Linked DNA regions of Mus musculus: region 1 is linked to region 2. The links are chromatin contacts, found by Hi-C or POLR2A ChIA-PET in ENCODE. All regions are on one chromosome and are shown on one strand. Each heading gives the region's core, a stretch centred on a gene start or an enhancer-like site at or near the end of the contact. The rest is flanking DNA. Distances are from core to core; before and after follow the strand shown. Region 1 has its middle 20 kb from the start of Gm22114. Region 2 has its middle 16 kb from the start of Rgs4.

The links. Hi-C counts contacts between places; a loop is a spot of excess contacts on that map. ChIA-PET counts read pairs that join two places held with the same protein, here RNA polymerase II (POLR2A).
Region 1: a map of left cerebral cortex shows a loop between it and region 2 (2.3-fold over the local background). The contact joins two enhancer-like sites. A Hi-C loop is called at or near these places in 1 of 37 maps with a recorded cell type or tissue (left cerebral cortex). POLR2A ChIA-PET finds 5 or more read pairs at or near these places in 1 of 5 experiments (embryonic stem cell).

Annotation. Positions count from the first base shown.
Region 1 is chr1:169,816,204-169,823,221 of GRCm38, forward strand. No RefSeq gene overlaps it. Among named protein-coding and RNA genes, the nearest start is that of Gm22114, 20 kb to the left of the region's middle. Within about 2 kb of position 3,507, at least 1 of the 3 ENCODE cell types and tissues checked has a DNase peak (open chromatin) inside an H3K27ac peak, as active enhancers do; it is left cerebral cortex, where a contact is called at or near this core.
Region 2 is chr1:169,760,336-169,766,409 of GRCm38, forward strand. No RefSeq gene overlaps it. Among named protein-coding and RNA genes, the nearest start is that of Rgs4, 16 kb to the left of the region's middle. Within about 2 kb of position 3,937, at least 1 of the 3 ENCODE cell types and tissues checked has a DNase peak (open chromatin) inside an H3K27ac peak, as active enhancers do; it is left cerebral cortex, where a contact is called at or near this core.

The DNA of each region.
Region 1 (7,018 bases), core at 2,257-4,756, 55 kb after region 2:
ATATCACTTACCACTCCTACGGGATGCTGGATTTGCCGATGGCTTTGTGAAACTGTCTTAAATGAGCAGCTATTATTGTATCAAGGACACCACTGGCCCCAAATGTGCCCTACAAAGGCAAAAAAAAACTGATCTCAATCTCTTCCCTTATCCCTTGGACTCTGGGTTGAGGTTGTTTAAAAACTTCCATGTCCAAGTGGCTAAGTCACCTGCCATCTGTCTTCCTGACCTTTCCCTTCACGTGGAGTACTCTCAAAATATCCCAAAATGCTAGGCGGCTCTTTATCAGTGCTCCACTTACCCATTAGACTTATCAAAGCCAGATACTGTGGCAGCATCTCTGCCAGATGAGCTGCACTCTGCTCCCTGGCTGGGAATAGGAGTTAGGATAGCTGAGGACCTTACCACTAGGCATGGCAGCACAAACCACCTGACCTCCTAAACTGCCTTCAGTCACATGAACAGAGTTATCCAGAGGTAGTTAGAGATGGCTGTCACTGGGAGCATGGCTGGGGGCCATGCCTGCGCTATCTGTGCTCAGTCAGTTCAAAGGATACAGTTTTGTTATAAAGGAGTAAAAAAGATGGTGGGAGGAAACAAGGCAGGTAAGACACTCTACCATTCTCTTCCTTCTTCCCCCTTTATATATCAGTGATATCCTTCTTAAATCAAGACTCTGTATGTAGGGCAAGAAACTGAGGTGCATCAAAAATATCAATGGTTACCAGGCACACAGTTTGTCGCACCAGCAGGACACCTGTGGAAGCTCACTGTCGTGGGGATGGTACTGATGTGAATTCAGGGAAGGAAAGTGAGCTGAAGGAACCCCTCCTAGGCTCGCAGCTACTAAAGAGCATCATTTTTTTCTTTGCCTGAGGCAAGCCAGTAGGCACTCGGCTCTCTCCCTCCTGCTGCAAGCCTATTTGTCTCTGACTCACAGGATGACTAGGATGAAATTTCATTATCCGTTTGCTTTCCATCTCTTGAAGTTTCTGGCTCTAGGTTTGCAGCAAGCTTCAAGTCTACTAAAGGGTTTTTGACTGATATGCAGCAGCATTGAATCATGGTAGATTTTCACACATTCATAATTACTCTTCTGAAGTAGCACACATTCACTGTTATCTCCGGATAAGAGGAGCAGAGAGAACAACAATGTCATTTTGCTACTTGCTTCTAAGAGATGGAAGCAATTTGTGACCTAGTTTTTTGAGTATCCTAAATTCCCTTGAGGCTAAAGTGAAAAGCAGAGCCTTGAAAGGCTGAGATGGAGACCAAATGAAGAATGATGCCTGTCTCAGTGGCCCCTCCCTACCATATCTGTGAACAGAGAAGCAAGGAAGGGTGGGGTTTTTCCACTGGGCTACACCTAGTGATGTACATAAAAATGGGAAGAACTGCAGATATCAGAGTTTATATGAATCCTGTTATTCTATGACTGAACTTGTAAAACAATCATTTTGGTTTTTAAACTGACTGAGCTCCATGTTAAAAATCTCTCTAGCTCTGTGTCTATGTTAATCATAGACCCAAAACATAGGGAAACAACAAAATTATGTCTCCAGAGGTTGCCACACATCTGACTTTTTTTGGTTTGGGTTTGTTTGTTTGTTTGTTTATTGTTTTGTTTTGTTTTGTTTTGTGGCAGTGGTGGTGATGGAAAATTAAATAGCTTCTCCTAGGCCCATGCTTGACTGGGAATGAAACAAAAAGAGTCACATATTCTGATCTGTGAAGTCCAAGGAGGGCACCTGCAGTGTTTAACAAGCCTTGCCCTGCCCACACTGAGTGACTGTTTCCCATACATCTAAACGCAACAGGCCATTTTGGTCTAGTCTCCAGATACTGTTAGTCCCCCTTCTACTGAGTTGCATAGAAATGCTATCACTTGAAAATACAGAGAAAAATTAAAGTTAGAGGAAGGGCAATATTATTCACCTGAAAACAGAGAGTGCTCTAAAGAAGAGGTGACATGGACTCTTTCTGAATTTATTTGGTTATAAAAGTGAACAAAGCTGGACATAGGGGTGAATGCCTGTGATTCCAACACAGTAGAAGCTGAGGCGGGAGAATCATGAGTTCAAGGCCATAGGAAGACACTATCTGGAAAATAAAATAAAATAAAATAAAATAAAATAAAAGCAGAACGTCAAAGAATATGTACTCCTGGACTTCACAAATGTATTAGCTCTGTATTGATTTCCCTGTATTCAGGGACATTGTCAGCCATTCGTACACATTCTACCAAGACGCGGTCCCATCGTCCATCTTCTAGAACACCTAGAGAGAAGTGATTCCACAAAGATGTCACAGCTCCCCAGACATAAAATTAATTAATTAATATTAATTAATGTTAATTAAAGCTCTTCTGGCTTGTAGTCTGTAGCTATTTTTAATGCATCATATCATTCCTTTGTAGGAGAATTTATACCCATAATGAAGATATTTCTCGAACAGTAGATCCTTTAAACAGTAAAGAAATGAAAGGAAAAACACGCAGAGTAGATTAGTTACAGGGTAAGGGAGAGATATTTGTATTCTGCCTAAACCAACACATTGCAGCTGCTTTCTCACCATCAGGTTAAGTGGGAACAAATCTGGGGGATTCTGACACATGTGTTAGCCCATTTCCTGTCACTATAACAAAATGTCTGAAAATGGGTACTTACAGAACTAAAAAAGGTTTGTTTAGCTCACAGGCTTGGAAACCAGATACCTAGGATTGGACCACTCCACCCTTTTGCCATGACCTTTTTGGCTGCATCACAGTTTGCTAGAATGACAACAAATACAAAGGACAGAAAGAGGCATGATTGGACAGGAAACCAGAGAGTAAAGAGGAGCCAGCCCCCATCTTTCCATAACACAATTCGGTTTTACCAAAACCGACTCATTCAATGCAACACAGCATTGATCCCTTATGAGTGCTAATGCTTTTAATAGTCTAACCATCTCCCACTAGGCCTTACTGTTTCAAAGATCCCACCACCATGCTGGTGGACCCACTTTCTAGCACATGAAATCTTGTGTTAGCATTCTGTCTCTGATCCACTGCACCTTCCATCGCCTGACTGGGAGTGACCTTCAGGCTAACACACAAGGTTACCATTCACTGCATCTGGTGAAAAACTTCATTATATAACATCTACTCTGTCAAGAGTGTAAATAAGTTGGACCAATGTCTCAAAATCAGGACCCTGCACACCTGCTTTCAACTGACTATAGAATACAGGATGTGTAATTTTACAGAAATAAATGCGAACGGCCTGAACTAAGGAGTGGTGTCATGGCCCTCACACATACTCATGACTTGCATATACAATGAGTAGGATAAAAGTCGACGTGAAATGGCAGACCACAGACAACTAGTTATTTTCCCCAGTGATCAGTCTCAGCACTCTCTCCCTCTCCAAACCAAATTTGTTCAGTGTCCGGTAAAGCTAATTTGAGCTGAGTTGCTATGGGAACTGAGAAAGGGGTTCCTGGAAATGTAATCATAATTGCTGTCATCTCAAAGGGCAGCAGCTTGAGACTCCAGTGCTCTCCCATATGTCTGCATTAGGCTAGTGTTAGCAAATGGGTGTCAAAAGTCATTTGCAGTCAAATTGCTAAGAGAATAACCAGCAGTGTTGGGTGTTGCTCAACTAAGCTGCTTTGTCAAAGGACAAATTTGTCATCATTGTTTTTGAGGTAAGATTCTCTTTGCAAGGTCTCATTTCATTGCCTGGAATAGAATCTAAATGTTGTCTGTCACCAGACACAAATCTTAGGACCCGTGAAGGTAAAAACTCTGAGCCGCGAATCTCCTTGGGTTCAGAGGATCTGTTAGAAAACTTGAGAGTTGCTAGACAATCGCTGGATATTCTACCAGGTTTTAGAAAAAAAGATAGGTGGTGTGGGGTTGGTGATTTCATAATTTCAAGATTCAAAAGCCCAGTGGAATCAGGCCACAGACTTGAAATGTGTCCTTGGGATCAGCTGGTCTTTGCTACTCAAAAATGTGAGCCACATACCTGCAGCATTGATGCGACCTAAGAGCTTGTTATATATAGACGCCCAGACCCAGACCCAGACTTGATGATTTATAACCCACCATTCTCAGATGGTCTAGCTGTGCACTGATTTTGGGAAGCGCTACACTAGTGAAATGTCTTAATTTGATAGAAAAAATGGCTGAAATCTTGACTGAAGTCCAAAGAAGTGAAGGAACTTTGCCCAATGTACAGATGGGTCTTGGTAGTAGACCCAGAACCAGATCCTACCATGCCTGAGAGGCAGAATCTTCCCATCACCCCATGGGACTTCTTAAAAGCAGGAACTGAGAAGGGTATGAGAAATTTCATAAGAGATCTTCTTGTTTTATGGCACTCCCAGACATTAAACTTTTTCTGACCTCAAATTGCACTGAGGGGGACAGGAATTCTGAGAAGGATTAGGACAGTAACTAATTGAAGGAGAAACTATTCCACATATCTCTTTAACAAGGCTGAAAGTGAGCCGCCTTCCTAGGGGTTGACTCTTGACTATGTGAGTAACCTGACCCAACTGGAAGATTAGGAGTCCATCAACACCAGAGATTCTATTCTCTTGACCACGTGTTTTCTTAATGAGCCTTTACTGCTGCTCTAAGAACATTTGCTGGCCTCATTCAGGTGAAAATGACCAGCCTTCATGTCTATTTGTGGTGTTCTCTATCACCCTATGAAAGCACCTGGCAAATGTTCACTTGAAAACTGAGAAGACCAGATGACCTTTGACCTGTCTATCTTCACACCATTCCTTAAAGAGTCCTATTGTCACAATCTATAAGTTAGTGTGAATTACTCCACAGTGTAATTTTCAGCCTTTTCATTTTCAGAAAGCTAAAATGTCTTTTTCTGATCATTGGAAGTTTAAAAATGGGACTAACAGGGGGTTTAGGGAGGGTCCAGATTCTGCCCACCCTCTCTGGAATTGCAGAACAGAGCTCTGCTTAGGCAGCAGTGGCTGGTTACCAGTGTTTCCCATGCCAATCATTCAGTGTGAAAGAGTGTGTGTTGTGACTATGCTTGGTACCTCACCCCAAAGTAGAAAATAGTATTCTCTCCACTTCCAGATGCCTGAGAACACATAACATCTAGTGACTACCAGAGCCTGGCAAGAGCTCGCCAGTCCTCCTTTCTCCTCTCTCCCCTTTTCCCTCAGTCACCACTAGATGACCTAGCCAAGCCTCACCTTATCCCATAAGTACAAGTCATTAATTCCTAGTTCTTTACTAATGATTTGATTCTGATACCTACAGTCACAAATCATCCCCTAACTTAGCAGTTTAGCACAAGGGCAGTTTTATTATCTCTCACAGTTTTATCAATGGGCCTGGTCTCTAGCTGGGCATGCCCTACTCTATGTACAGACTGCAAGGGCTGTCGTCTTTGATTGGTTGGAACTATCCGAGATAGCTCATTCACAGGCAGAGATTGAGGTAGAACAAAAACAAACCCGAGAACTTATGCTTGCTCCCTCCCTCCCTCCCTCCCTCCCTCCCTCCCTCCCTCCTTCCTTCCCTCCCTCTCCTCTCTATCCCCCTCCCTCCTCCTCCTTCCTCCCTCCTTCTCATCCCTTCAAGGTGTCCTAAAGCATGATTGATTTTCACATGGCAGCTTCAGGCTCTCAAAATAATAAAAATCAAGATTTCCCCCACTTTGTTAAAGCTTAAACCCAATCTGAGCTAGAACAGTGGCTATGTCCCAGTGTGTACTGTATTAGTTAAAATGAGCCAGTGATTGCCCAGAGGCTAACAATCACAGGATTCTCAAAAAGACCTCCAGGGACAGCCAACTCCTTCATTTTTCTAATTGTTTCCTGTTGCTTGGAGATCACAAGAAAGTCTATCAACATGTAAAAGTATGTTTTTATATCTGTTTTCATACAGATGGGTACTTTCCTGGTGGAAAAAAAAAACTCCCAGATTTCCTTATACTATCTAAGGGATCTGTCACCCACCCGGAGAATTCTACATCACAGGAATGAGTCAGAGAAGATTCTATAGACCATCTGTTCAATTGCTATGTGGAGCTGTGGCGCTTCGGGAAGCGTATGGGGTTCGTAGCGCATCTCATTAGCTGGATTTGGAATTCTGAGACTCAGGCAAGAGCCTCATCTCTATACATTACAAGACTCTTTAATTTTTAGCAGAGTTGTTTAAATAATCAATGTTCTCCATAAGGACGGTAGGCTGATTTATTCTGAAGGATTTACCTGGGTTTGATGTAATAAGACGCAGGCATAGCCATGATTAACATTCTTCCTATAGTATACTGTGTTGCCCTCCAGTAAAAAGCCACCATCAATCTAGTTTGATACCTATCTAATTGGATTGGAATCTGCAGGTCAGTGGAATACATGCTAGTATAATGTTATTTTACAATAAGAAATCTGAAATTTAAATAATTTGTCTCAATAGTTTAGAGGCATTTCAAGTAGAAACTAGGGCTCAAATCCAATTTTCCTGGTTTTGACTCTCCAGGGCTTTGTAACAAGGAGGAGCAAAAATACAAGTACAAACTACCAGCCTTTCTCACAGGATGCTACTAAAATTCAAGGATGGAGAGTGGGGACAGGATTATGATCCATGTTTTATAAGTGATCCAAAACAGAATTTCAAAGTATCACACTTACAATTTAATTAAAAAGTAATACCTCATAATATCTATCAATTGAGTATAATAGTAATGTAAGAATGTGAGCATTTTAATCTATGCACTCAGACCTACTCACTTGACAAAGTAGGAAACAATGATTCAGAAGCATCCAAACTTTTGACAAAATATTGTCAACCTCAAGTATGTTGGACTGTATTCATAGCTACCCTGGGGTGCACAGAGGCCACACCTAGAGATTGTCTCACACCTAAGATAACTGATCCAAAGCAGAACCCATGCAAGGCCTGGTCCATTGACTCCCTGTTCCACCCTGAGTCCACACCTCTCTCTTTCTGCACTGGACAGATTCCCATGCGAAAAATCATCCCCATATATGAGAA
Region 2 (6,074 bases), core at 2,687-5,186:
CCATAGGTTTTGGTATTTAGCTCCCAGTTTGTAGCACTGTTTGGAGAATGTTAGGTGGTGTAGCCTAACTGGAGGAAAATATGTCACTGAAAGTAGACTTTGAAATTAAAAGTCTCATTCCACTTCTAGTTTACTCTCCCCTTTTGGGGCGTGAGCTCTCAGCTTCCTCATCTAGCCATTATGCCTCCCTTTTTAGAGAGTGAGCTCTCAGCTTCCTGATCTAGCCATCATGCCTGCCTCCTGCCATGCATCCCCAGATGATGGACTGTTATCCCCTTGAGACTATGAGCCCAAATAAATGCTTTCTTGTGTATAAGTTGCTTGGTCATGGCATTTTTATCACAGCAACAGAAAAATAAACAAAACACTTGGTCAGGCCAAGGTTGAGTTTGGGCCTGTAGGTGATTCTTTCTTTGCTAGATGTCCTGGCCATTAAGAATGATATCACAGGTAGCTGACTATAATGGACACAATTGACCAGTTGCCCCTGAACTCCACTGTGGATTTTTGCTAAGGTTATGCCTCGTCTGGACTACTCCTACCCTCAGCTGAAGATGGTGGGATTCTGCAGCAAGCTGTTGTAGGGAGCCCTGGGGAATCCACTCTCAATGTTTGCTTGAAAACTGACTTGAATGTTACACAATGTGTGCATGTATCAAAATATCACATGGCAACCTGTAAATGTGTAAGGCCTCTTTCTAGGTCACAAAAAGGGAACGAAAGTGGCAAAGGTCATGAGAACAGGCTCTGGTGAAGATCTGACACTCAGTGAAGGAAAAAGGCAGGCAACAGAGTGAGAACATTCTAGGTTGCTGACCAGGCTGAGGAAAATCCAGTGCAGACAGTGGATTCCTGCGTCTCCTTCGCTGCATCATCCTTGACTGGGGAATTTACTCCCAGGAAGTATAGCAGACACTAACCATGGAGAAATGTCACTTGATATCTCTCTCAAAGACCCATGCCTGTCTTGTTCTCTTATACAGCTCAGGGCCACCCTGCCTAGGGTCTGGTAGTAGCCACATTGGGATGCAACATCAACTACTGATGTAGATATGCTCTTCCTGAGTTTGCAGACAGACCGATGTGATCTGGGCAATCCTTTATTTAAGATTGCCTTCTCAGGGCTAGGCAGATGGCTCAGTGGTTAAAAGCACTGGTGCTCTTCTGGAAAATATGAGTTCAATTCTGAGCACCCAGATGGTGATTCACAACCATCTGCAATTCCCAGGAGAGCCAATGCTCTCTTCTGGCCTCCATAGGAACAAGGTATGCATATGATATGGTGCACAGACACATCCAGGCAGAATCTCCTTACACATAAATCTAATAAAATTTTAAAATAATAGATTTCCTTCTCAACTGACTCGGGGCTATGTCAAATTAGTCATTTAATCTGACTAGGGTAGGATGCTTTGTCTGGAAACTCTAGTAACTTTAGAGTCTGAGAAAAAGGTAAGAGGAGAGAGCAAGTTCTGCATGACTGGATTTGCCAAACCCAAGAGATTTTCTTAATAATTGTGATACACCTTGAAAACATGGCAGAGAGTAGACAGATATACTGGATCAAAGGAAATACAGTGGTCTGGGTGAAAGGTTAGGCTGACGCAGACTAAAGCAGAATTGGAGAACCATAGCTCTTGGCACATTATACTCCAAGAGTGGAAATCATTGCACTTTGCAATGCATGAAATGTCTCAAGCCAATTTACATACTAAACCATTTCCCCAGTGTGATGGTTTTAGAGGTGACATCTTTGGTAGGTAATTTTGTCATGAGAGTTGAATCTTTATTCCTGGAATTATGACCTTTCCAAAGGACTCTGGAGAGGAGGAGGAGGAGGAGGAGGAGGAGGAGGAGGAGGAGGAGGAGGAGGAGGAGGAGCAGGAGCAGGAGCAGGAGCAGGAGCAGGAGCAGGAGCAGGAGCAGGAGCAGGAGCAGGAGCAGGAGCAGGAGCAGGAGGAAGCAGGTAGGTCTAGAATAAACAGAGTGATTGAAAGCATACCTCAGGATACCCTGTAAGCTTGTCTTAACAGGGCCACTTTGAGGTACTCCAGTATGGGGTTGCTTTCTTTGGATACAATAAGTAAGTAGTATTGATTGTGCTGGTTGTCCTGAAGAGGGACAGGGAGTGGCTACAGCCTCCATTGCTAGACCTGATCAACTTTTGTTGATCAACTTTTACATTTTGTTTTATTGTTAAATTTTGAGAGGGAGCAAGGTCATAGGAGAAACACAGTAGAAATCTAGTTGTTTTTTTTTTCAAACTTCTAGAGCAGTACCTAAAGCCAGTAATAAATTGTCCCAAGCTGCATCAGAGCCCTCCTCCATCCTCCAGAAACCCTACTTCTGCATCAACAAAAGGAACTGTGTTCCTTTACTGCTGCCTTTTGCCGCTGAGTCATAAGATTAAATTGTGCTTTCTGCACCCCCACCCCAACCCGCCTCAAGGCAGAAAGTAGACTAATGCACTTTAGAAAGATTTTTGGATAGCACATATCTTTTTTTCCATTTTCAATTTCAAGTAATTTGGAAAATGAGGCCATAATAATTATTAACTATATTTGCTCAGCTTCCCATTCTAAGGACAGGGGTAAAAAAAAAAAATCACAGCTATCGTAAAGACATGGTCCAAAATATAGATCTATTGTGTAAGTAATGCTGTGGAAAAGGGAGAGGGGTGGCTCAGGATGAGGCAGAAGCCCTCAATGTCTTCTTTGGGACATCAGAGTTACCCGTGGTTTCAAGCTCAGGCTCTATACTGATTCCAGGAGAGTCATTCATTTTACAAACCCAGAGCTGGACATTATTCACCTCAGGACTATTTAATCATTTTTGTCTTCTTCTTCTAGCCTGCTGTGCTGGCTAAGATGTGGGATGGGAGGGTAGAACGTTGGCAAGGACAGAAATGAGTTTCCCACCCTATGTGTATGCCAGAGTCTCCATTCAAGTTCAGCAGCGCCTGGCCAAGCCTTGGTGAGCCTTGACACCTGCCAGCCTTCCTCTTCCTCACCGTGACTGTCCACCAACAGAGCAGGCATGTGCTGAGCGCCCGCTTCTCTCCAGCCTCCCGAGACTTGGGAACACAGAGACAGCGTCTACAATGCAGTCTTCAGCAACGGCCCCGTATAGTCCTCTCAGGCTCTGAGAGGATTTCATACTTTTATCAAGAGAGTCTCACTCTGTTCCCCTTTGGGAAAGAAACGAAGATGAATTTGCTATTGGAGAATCCTTTAAAAGGAAGCACACTGTTTCCAACGGATTTTCCAAGATACCAACCTGGCAATTCTTATTCCGTGTGAAGTTTTCCTCTATAGATCAGAATTCTGTCTATATCGTAACCAGAGGCTGGCTTGTATTGAAGATTGCAATCGAGTTGGTGCGGAGGAGCTTTATAAACCCCAAGAATCAGGAAGCATGTAAGGACCATGTCTTAGTGGTTCACAAAATCCACCTCCTCTGCACTGCCGCACCCCAGTCCCCAGGAGCTCTCAATACACAGTCTCTTGCAGTCCCTACATCATGCCAAACTAGGGGAGAGAAAGGAAAGAATCTTGAGCCCATTTTCCAGATAAGAAAACTGAGAACAAGAAAAGGAGATCGAGAAAGGGCCTATTGGAAAAACCTGTCAGTTATTGATACTGGAGTCCCATGATATCACAGCCCCTCTCTGAATTATGACCTGTGTAACCTGACTAGAGACATACGGAGACCTCAGGGACTGTGCTAGCAGCAGTGGCCATTCAATGAATGGCCAGCATCATTTCTACTTGATAGAAAAATCAAGCAGAAAAATGGACCAGCCTTTTAGAAATTATGCCACTGGAGCATCATTGATGGGGACTGCGGATGATTTAATCTGCTTTGAGATACCAAACAGCATCCAACAGCAGGTTGTTATGGCAACACTACTCTTCTCTTAGTGGCTTCAAACAAAAATATCTCAAGGGCAGAGTAATTAGGTAAGTAGAGCAGAGAGTCGGTGTTTCATGCAGTCATTTTCCAGTGATTACCATTTCATTGTGCCCAGTGCTCAGAGGCCTGCTAATAAGGCAGACTGTGTGTGTGTGTGTGTGTGTGTGTGTGTGTGTGTGTGTGTGTATTATGTGGGTCCCACAGGGGAAGTGTCTTTGATTAGCACTTGTCCTCCAAACTCCATTACTAGCTTGTGCCATATGGCAGATTCCCACTGAACACATATGCAACGAAATAAAAGAATATGGGGGACGGCAAGACACGCACAGCCTCCGACTGCGTCTGTCAGGGACTATGAGTGTGTGCTGGGAGAACAGTGTTTGCCGTACCTTGCTTTATTTTTTTTTTAAATTAAATTGAAACACATCCCAGTGTTACTTGTTCCAGCTCTGACTCATGTTGTCATTTCCCAACACTCCCAAGAGGTCCTCTGCTTCTGTTTCTAATGCCTGGCATCCCTCCCCACCCCATCAGCCTCCATCATAACTCTCCCCACTGACTCTGCCCCGGAAATACAGAACTCCCCTGCTCAATGGCTTATTCATACTGGGAGAATGTTGCTGGGGAGAATGTCTCCAGGTTTCAAACTTCCTATACTTTAGATTGTGCCCCTGCCCCCAAAAGACATGAAGGAAAAGGAAAAATGAGCTGGTGTTCTTTGAATACTCACTTTGGGCCAGGGTTTAGTCAGGTGCTTGGGGCTATCCGTACTCATAGCACACATGAGAAATGGAGACTCATTCATATTAAAACCAAATTCCAGAATCACGTGGCTACTGAAGAACTGAGTCAGAATACGTACGAAATGTTGGATGAGCTCAAAGCCTTCAATTTTTATGACCCCACATTGTCTTACTGAAGAAGGCTTATGCATTTTGATATGAGAGATCCAATATCTCATCCCCTTGGTCCCACTGTGGTCTCTTGTCTGTTTTTAGGACTGTTGTTTCTACACTCTTACGACAGCTACTCATAACTATGGTGTTTTGCACACCCCCTTCTCGGAGAGCACACTGAGAAATGTCTGAGGTCATTTTTCATGGTCACAACCAGGACTCTACAACTGACCTGTAGTTGATCAAGGTCAAGGTTCGACTAGCCATCTTAATGTCTGGATAATATTCTCCACTAGAAAGAACTCTTCTGTCCAAAACATCAGTTGCTTTTAAGTTGAAGATGATCCTAAAAATTGTCCCCACAAGAAAGAACTCTCCTATCCAGAGGATATGGGGAGTTCTTTGGGGTTTATCTATGAAGACAAAGCCTGTGGCTTCTCAAGAAGTAGATAATATCATGGAATTTAGTTCACTGATGTCTCTCCAGTCATCAAGCAGGTAGGACAGGACTGCAGTTCAAGCCTGTTGCCAGGAGGGATCTGAGCATTTTCCTCCATTTGAGTGGAGAGGCAGGTAGGCATTATTACACAGTGGCATGGCAGTGTACACTCTGTGAATTTGTGGGGAACCAGGGAAATTTGTCTATGCAAAAGTTGCGACACTTGAGCTGGGTCACAAAGAGTACACAGCACTCTCCAGACGGACCCAGGATGAGGCAAGCATTCCAAAAGTGTGAACAGTGTTACTGTGCATCCTAAAGATGGTGCAAAGCATAAGAGGGATGTGAGTAGTTCCGAGGACCTAACATAACATGGTGTGGCCCTAAGAAGCTGAGCAGGTAGACAGAAGCCAGCTCTCAGAAGGCTCCAGTGTCACTTCCATTTTGTCTTCTAGATGACAAGGAGCCTTGAAGCACTGGTTTCAGGTTTTCATTGAAATAGAGTCATGATCATCCTGTCCTAAAGACCAGTTGGATTCCTCGTCTGCCCTGCTTTGCTTCTCTGTTGCTGTGATAAATACCGAGCCAAAGCAACTTGGGAAAGAAGTGTTTGTCCAATGGATTCCTCATCAACGGAAGCCGAGGCAGGAACCTGAAGGAGGAACTGAAGCAGAAACTGACTGGCTTGCTTCCTATGGCTTGCTTACTCTTGTGCAGCCCACACCTACCTTCCCAGGAGTGGCACTGCCCACAATGGGCAAGGCTCTTCTGAATCAATCATCGATCAAGGAAATGTCCCAATAGACACATCCACACCCCAATCCGAT